Linked DNA regions of Mus musculus: region 2 is linked to region 1. Evidence: chromatin contacts called from ENCODE Hi-C data. All regions are on one chromosome and are shown on one strand. Each heading gives the region's core, a stretch centred on a gene start or an enhancer-like site at or near the end of the contact. The rest is flanking DNA. Distances are from core to core; before and after follow the strand shown. Region 1 overlaps Hspa12a (heat shock protein 12A). Region 2 holds the start of Hspa12a (heat shock protein 12A).

Region 1 (2,880 bases), core at 99-2,598:
TCCCTAGGAGTGGAATTGCTGGGTCATGTCTCTGTGTTTGTCTTTTTTAGGAACTGCCAAATCTGTTCCAAGATGCTGAACCGTTTCACCTTCCCACCAGCGTTGCCTAAGAACACATTCAGGAGCTGGAGAGATGACTGGGTAGTTGAAGAGCACTGACTGCTCTTCCAGAGGTCCTGAGTTCAAATCCCAGCAACCACATGGTGGCTCACAACCATCTGTAATGGGATCCGAAGCCCTCTTCTTGTGTGTCTGAAAATGGCTACAGTGTACTCATAAATAGAATAAATAATAAACCTTTAAAAAAAAAATTTAAAAAACATCAACAAAGGAACATACTCGACTGTTGTAACCTCAGAGCCCACATGCTCTCCCCGTAGGCTGCACCTCTGCCTCCCGGGCAGGTGCAGCAACCCAAGGTTGGCCTAACGTAAGGCTGACTGCCCCTAGGCTTTACCTTCAGAGCCTGCTCCTTGAAGTACTGCAGGGCGTAAGCGAAGATCTCGAGGGCTTTGACCTTCTTGCCATTTGCTGCTGTTAAGTCTGTGTCCATGGTGAGGTCCTACAGGGAGAAAGATGTGACCTTGGTTAAGAGGAACCATGCCTTTGGTTTGGGATGGCTGTTTGGAGACCAGAGGAATCCTGCTTCCCTATGTTGAAAGAGGCAGAGACAATGGCGTACCTCCTTACCCCTGCAAGGGACCAGGCAGTAATGTCTCCTTACTCTGTTAAAGCTCTGGGGGTTCTCCCCAGGCCCCACCTTCACTGTGTCCTCCTTCCTTCCCTCTCCTTCTCCCCTTCTTGGCTCCTCAGGAGCAGGAGCCTCTGGCCCATAGCAAGTCCTGGGTATGGAGAGCAGGTGCCAAGTCCGGTGCAGTTCACATGCAACGTCCAGACATGGGTCACCCTTGGGAGCTCTGTGACAGCTTGATTCATGCCACTTCACTGCCAAGCGGGACGCTAACACACAGCAACCTCTCCTTCCCCGGCGAGCTGCCAGCCAAGTCACTAAAATAGAAGAGTTCCTATTTTAAGGCCGGTTCTGTCTAATCTGCTGAAAGCCAGGCAGGCATTGCTGCCTCTCTGGCTCTGCCAGAAGCCAAGGCAGCTACCGTACACGGTCCTCTGACAGGGGATACGGTGCAGAGGCCAGATGGTGGGTGGAAAGAGGTCATAAAAAAAAATCATGAGCAGGGTCCCCGGAGGCAGTGGGGGGAGGGATGGGTGGGTGTGGAAGGAAGCCTCTGGACTAACCCACTTTTCAGTGGGAGGAACAAATTAATCAGATTGATGTAGGCTAGATAGCCAGGCTTTGCCACTGTTTTGAGGCGGGGCCACGAGTTACTGATGGGTCTGTGTGGGGCCTTGGGTTATATCCTAAACCATCTGCTCATGTTCACTGCTCCCGGCCAGCGCCCCATTCTCCTGGTGCCCAGCTTCTAGATTCTCAGGCTCGGGGAGGCAGCAGAGTCCCGAGAAGCTACAGTTCTCCCCGTGCCTCCATTGCCCAATTCTGACAGTCAGCACTGCCTCCCATCTGAAAAAAAAAATGTGCGAGACCTTTTCATCCAGGAGAAATGCAACCTCACGTAAGCCTTGAGCCCTGGAGGGCGAGGTGCCAGTGGGGGTTTTCCTGCCTCCCCTTTGCTGTCTCCTCAAACGCCAATGGAAGCTACCATTCGACTACAACTTTCCTTCCTCTGGGGACATCATGCATGTATATCACTTCGATCCTTATACTCCCTGTGAACATAATCTTGTAACTGTCTCCATTTTAAAAAGGAGTGTGAGCTGGCCCTGGTGGTGTGGGCACACAAGTGTTGGCCCAATCCTTTGCCTGGGCAGTGATGGAGAGCTGGCCCTGGTGGCGTGGGCATGGGAGAGCAGGCAAGCTGACCAACTCAGCTACCACCCAGGTCCTGATCCAGGCCTTTGAGCTGGCTCACCCCAACATCTACCCAATCTCTGAACTGCTGGAGCATGTGAAGGGGCTGGTACTACAGATCCAAAGCTGCAGGGTCTCCATGACACAGGACAACAGGATATCCAAGAGGAGTCCCCGTGAGAATCCAAGATTGATGTGTAGCAGAAACCAGAGGCCTCAAATCAGACCAATGACTCACTGCAATGAACATCTGCAAGTAAAGTTGTTTGAGCAGAAGAGTGTACTGTTTGACAGACTGTGACATACCACAGTTTCCATGGCCAGATGGGTTTTTTTTTTGGGGGGGGGGATGGGGGAGGAGGCTACAGGATGGGAAGCAGATATGGAATGACCTGGAAATGAATGGGATTTGGTGTTCATGATGTAAAAAATCACAGAGTCAATTGAAAGTAGGCAAATAAATAGAATTTTGAAACGGAAGCACAGCGAGGTCTAGCAAGGTCATGTGGCTTGGACTAAGTGTCTTAGAGGAGTCAGGGGCGGCACTGAGACCCATGGCATGTGGCCAGAGCCTATGGTCTTCATCCAGTTTCCACCTTTCCCATGAAGCTTTGGGAAGGGGGTGCCTGTTTGACCTGGGCCACTCACAGAACACTGGCTTGCTCAGAGTTTTAGAAGTGAAGCTGATGGTCTGTCATTCAGCCCTCTAATAACTACCACACCCACTTAACTTCTTTCTTCACACACACAGAGGGTGGCCTGTCTGTTAGTACTGGTTTGCAGAGGAATTTTAATCCAGCAACATGGCTGCTCTGACAAGGGGGTCATATCCAAAGACTTTCTAGGTCTGTGTGATCTGTCTGGAATGACACAGCTTTAATCCCTATGGCTGGAATATAGACATGCCCTTAGGACACACCTTTCATCCCAAATAATGAAGGTAAAGTTAGTTTGTAGAAGAAAGCAGCCTGGTTTGAAAGTGACGTCTAGTTGAG
Region 2 (2,880 bases), core at 197-2,696, 38 kb after region 1:
TGCAGTGCTTGAAGGCTGGGGAGGAACCTCCCAGATCCGCAGGAACAATGGGCTGGGGAGGGGGCAGGTGCAGCTAGGAGAGCAACAGAAGAGGGGGCTGTATCCAACCCACACCAGGGCAGAGAAAACAATTGCCAATGTCAACCAGCTGCATGGCTGCTGGCCTCAGTTTCCCGGCTTTGGGTCTCTGTAAAGCACAGAGCTCTCCTCCGCAACCTGGATTTCGCCTTAAGTCCGGGCATGCTACTGTCATCCTTGCACAGCAGCTTGCTTAGAGCTCCTGGGAAGCTGGCTCGGGTATCCACTCTAGCCAAGGCCCTGTTAGGTCAGGGACACGCGCAGCGCCTCCCGCAATCAACTTTCCCCACTTGAGATGCACAGGAAGAAGACTGGAATCCTGACCAGCCCATCCCCTGTGCGGGCGGCGAAGCCTTGATTTACAACTCTGGCTGGGAAAGCATTTCATTCTCTTCCCGGATCCCCAGTCACTCCCTCCCTCACCATCTAAGCGGCAACCATGCTCCCAAAGACCTGCTCTACCATAAAGGTAAGAAGCGAGGTTTCAGTACTCTGCATGGGACACCCCAAACCCGCTCGCTCCCTGCCACACACACACACACACACACACACACACACACACACACGCCTCTGACAAGTACTGAACAGCCCAGTCTCTGTAATCCCCCCCCCACCACCACCACCACCAATCCAGAGAATCCTGGAGGATGAGAGGAGAGCGGTGGGACACCCTTTGGCCTGCAGCTGCTGCCGCCACTCCGGCTCCTATGTCCGGAGGGATGGGCTGGCAAGAGAGGATAGTTTTAAATCTGATTTCTCCAAGGATCTTACCTCCTGCCTCACTGAGTCACTGAAAGGAGCCGTTGAGGACCCGGGGCCACCTGGCGGCCGGCCATCTACCAGGTCAGCAGTAGCATCCCCAGCACTGTGCTCAGGCGATGGACAGGAGGGGCGGTTCTCTTGGGAATGATAACCGGCCCTGACCAAGGAGCCAGCCCGTGATGGAAACAACTAGGGTTCCCCAGCTGAGGATTTAGTCCTGGTTGCAGAGTCCACACCCCGGCACAAACCTACCACGTGACTGAAGGGCGGCCTCCCACCCAGTGGGCCTGAAGTCCTGTCCAGAAGCTCTGTGATCCTGCCAGGGAGGCAAGACCGAACCAAGGAGCCCACTTTTCTAACGCCCTCGACTGGGCTGCCAGGTGCGATATACAGCACACCTCATCCCTTCCAGCCCTTCAGCCCATCACAGCCACGGCAATCAGCCACCGGCCCCTTGCCCCGCACTCACCTCGGGGCCCGGCGTCTCCACCGCCAGCTTCCTTGTCCGCCATGGTCCTGCAGCCTCAGCCCGGGAAAGGAGCCTCCGGTGCTAAATCTTAGGCTCCCGAGCTAGGTCTGAGCCTCTGGACAGCGGGAGCACCACTCTGACGCTGCCGCCGCAGCCCGGGCTCCTCCCCACGCTCCTCCCGGGCCCGCCCCACGGAGCCAAGGCCCTGGAGAAGGAGGGAGTTGGCTCCTCCCACAAGCTCTGAAACCGCTGGTCGCCGCCCAGCCGAGGCCACACCCCGTGCTGTCATTAGCGCACCAGGACTCAGCTTGGGCGGTGGAGGGTCATAGCTGAGCAGGGGTCTCTGCAGCTGATCCAACCCGGCGGACACAGAAGCGCACAAGGTCGGATTTCAAGCTCTGGAGTTCCCGCCAGACCCTTCAGCAAGCACTGCACACTCAGCATTCCATGCGAAGCACACTCCAGTCCACATCAATGGCCTCTGCTCCTAGGTCCCAGAGGAGCACACCAAAGCAAGCACTGGAGACCCTGGTGCAGCCGGGAGCCAGGCCACAACTTGTGCAGGGCTGAGGCCCAGCACCCCCACCAACTTTTCCTCTTCAGGGTGCCTACAGGACTGCAAAGCAACTCTTGACCCACGGAGGTACTTGTCGCAGAGACTGTGTTGCCCTTCCATATACGGGATGCATCCCTGGCCCCATTAAAATAGGACATTAATAATTCAAAACTTCCATGGTTGACTGAATCACTGGTCTTTGCCCTCTGGCTGGCGCCTGCTCTCTCTCTCTCTCTCTCTCTCTCTCTCTCTCTCTCTCTCTCTCTCTCACACACACACACACACACACACACACACACACACACACACACACACACACACCTGCGCCTCTGGCACCTGCTAAGGCCTGGCTAAACAGATGATTCTGGGTGCTCTGCTCTTTGGTACATGCAGGGGTAAAGATCTCATTAACATAGTCCCTACGTCTTCCCCACCCCACCCCCAAGGTGGGTCTGACACTAAATGCTGACGTTCACATATCCTTATCTCATAGCTGTCAGTTTCTGCATTTAAGAAAACTTGGCATGGGAGGTTTAAATTATGATTTCAACATCACACAAGAGCAAATGGCTGGCTGGAATCTCATCCCAGTGGCAAGCACCATCCTCACTTCGTCATCATCTCCGTACTTAGGGGAGGCCTCCACAAGCAGCCTATGGGTGGTGGGATGACCTGAGGTCTGCTACCAAAGCCTACAGAGGAGAGTGATAAACAGGCTGGGGTTGTAACTCAGGGGAGGACTCCCACCCCGTGCTCACAAACTGTCTTCTGCCTGCACTAGGATAGCTAAACGCAGTCTCTGGCTGTATGTGGGCCTCTCTGAGCCTCCTTGTCCTCTTCTGAGAAACAGGTTCTCAAGACTAAAAACAATTACGTGGCATGATGCCTAGCTTGGAAACTAGGGTACAGCGGTTTTAAAAGCAGGAGCTACTAGATGCCAGGCCAGTTGTTCAGGGTGTTGGCAGTACCTGGAAGCCACTCCTAGAGTGTAGAAAACATGTGTCGATGAAGCCAA

What was found. A loop is a pair of places that touch in the nucleus more often than their neighbours do.
Region 2: a map of left cerebral cortex shows a loop between it and region 1 (4-fold over the local background). The contact joins the promoter of Hspa12a here to the enhancer-like site in region 1. A Hi-C loop is called at or near these places in 10 of 37 maps with a recorded cell type or tissue (adrenal gland, gastrocnemius, heart and 1 more).

Annotation. Positions count from the first base shown.
Region 1 is chr19:58,821,607-58,824,486 of GRCm38, forward strand. Hspa12a (heat shock protein 12A) reads right to left here. Exons shown (of 12, transcript NM_175199.3): 5 at 458-562. Among named protein-coding and RNA genes, the nearest start is that of Gm41877, 29 kb to the left of the region's middle. Within about 2 kb of position 1,349, at least 2 of the 3 ENCODE cell types and tissues checked have a DNase peak (open chromatin) inside an H3K27ac peak, as active enhancers do; they include gastrocnemius and heart, where a contact is called at or near this core.
Region 2 is chr19:58,859,538-58,862,417 of GRCm38, forward strand. Hspa12a (heat shock protein 12A) reads right to left here and starts at 1,447. Exons shown (of 12, transcript NM_175199.3): 1 at 1,310-1,447. The coding sequence starts at 1,352. It overlaps Gm52393 (a long non-coding RNA gene), which reads left to right. Exons shown (of 2, transcript XR_003952907.1): 2 at 382-2,040.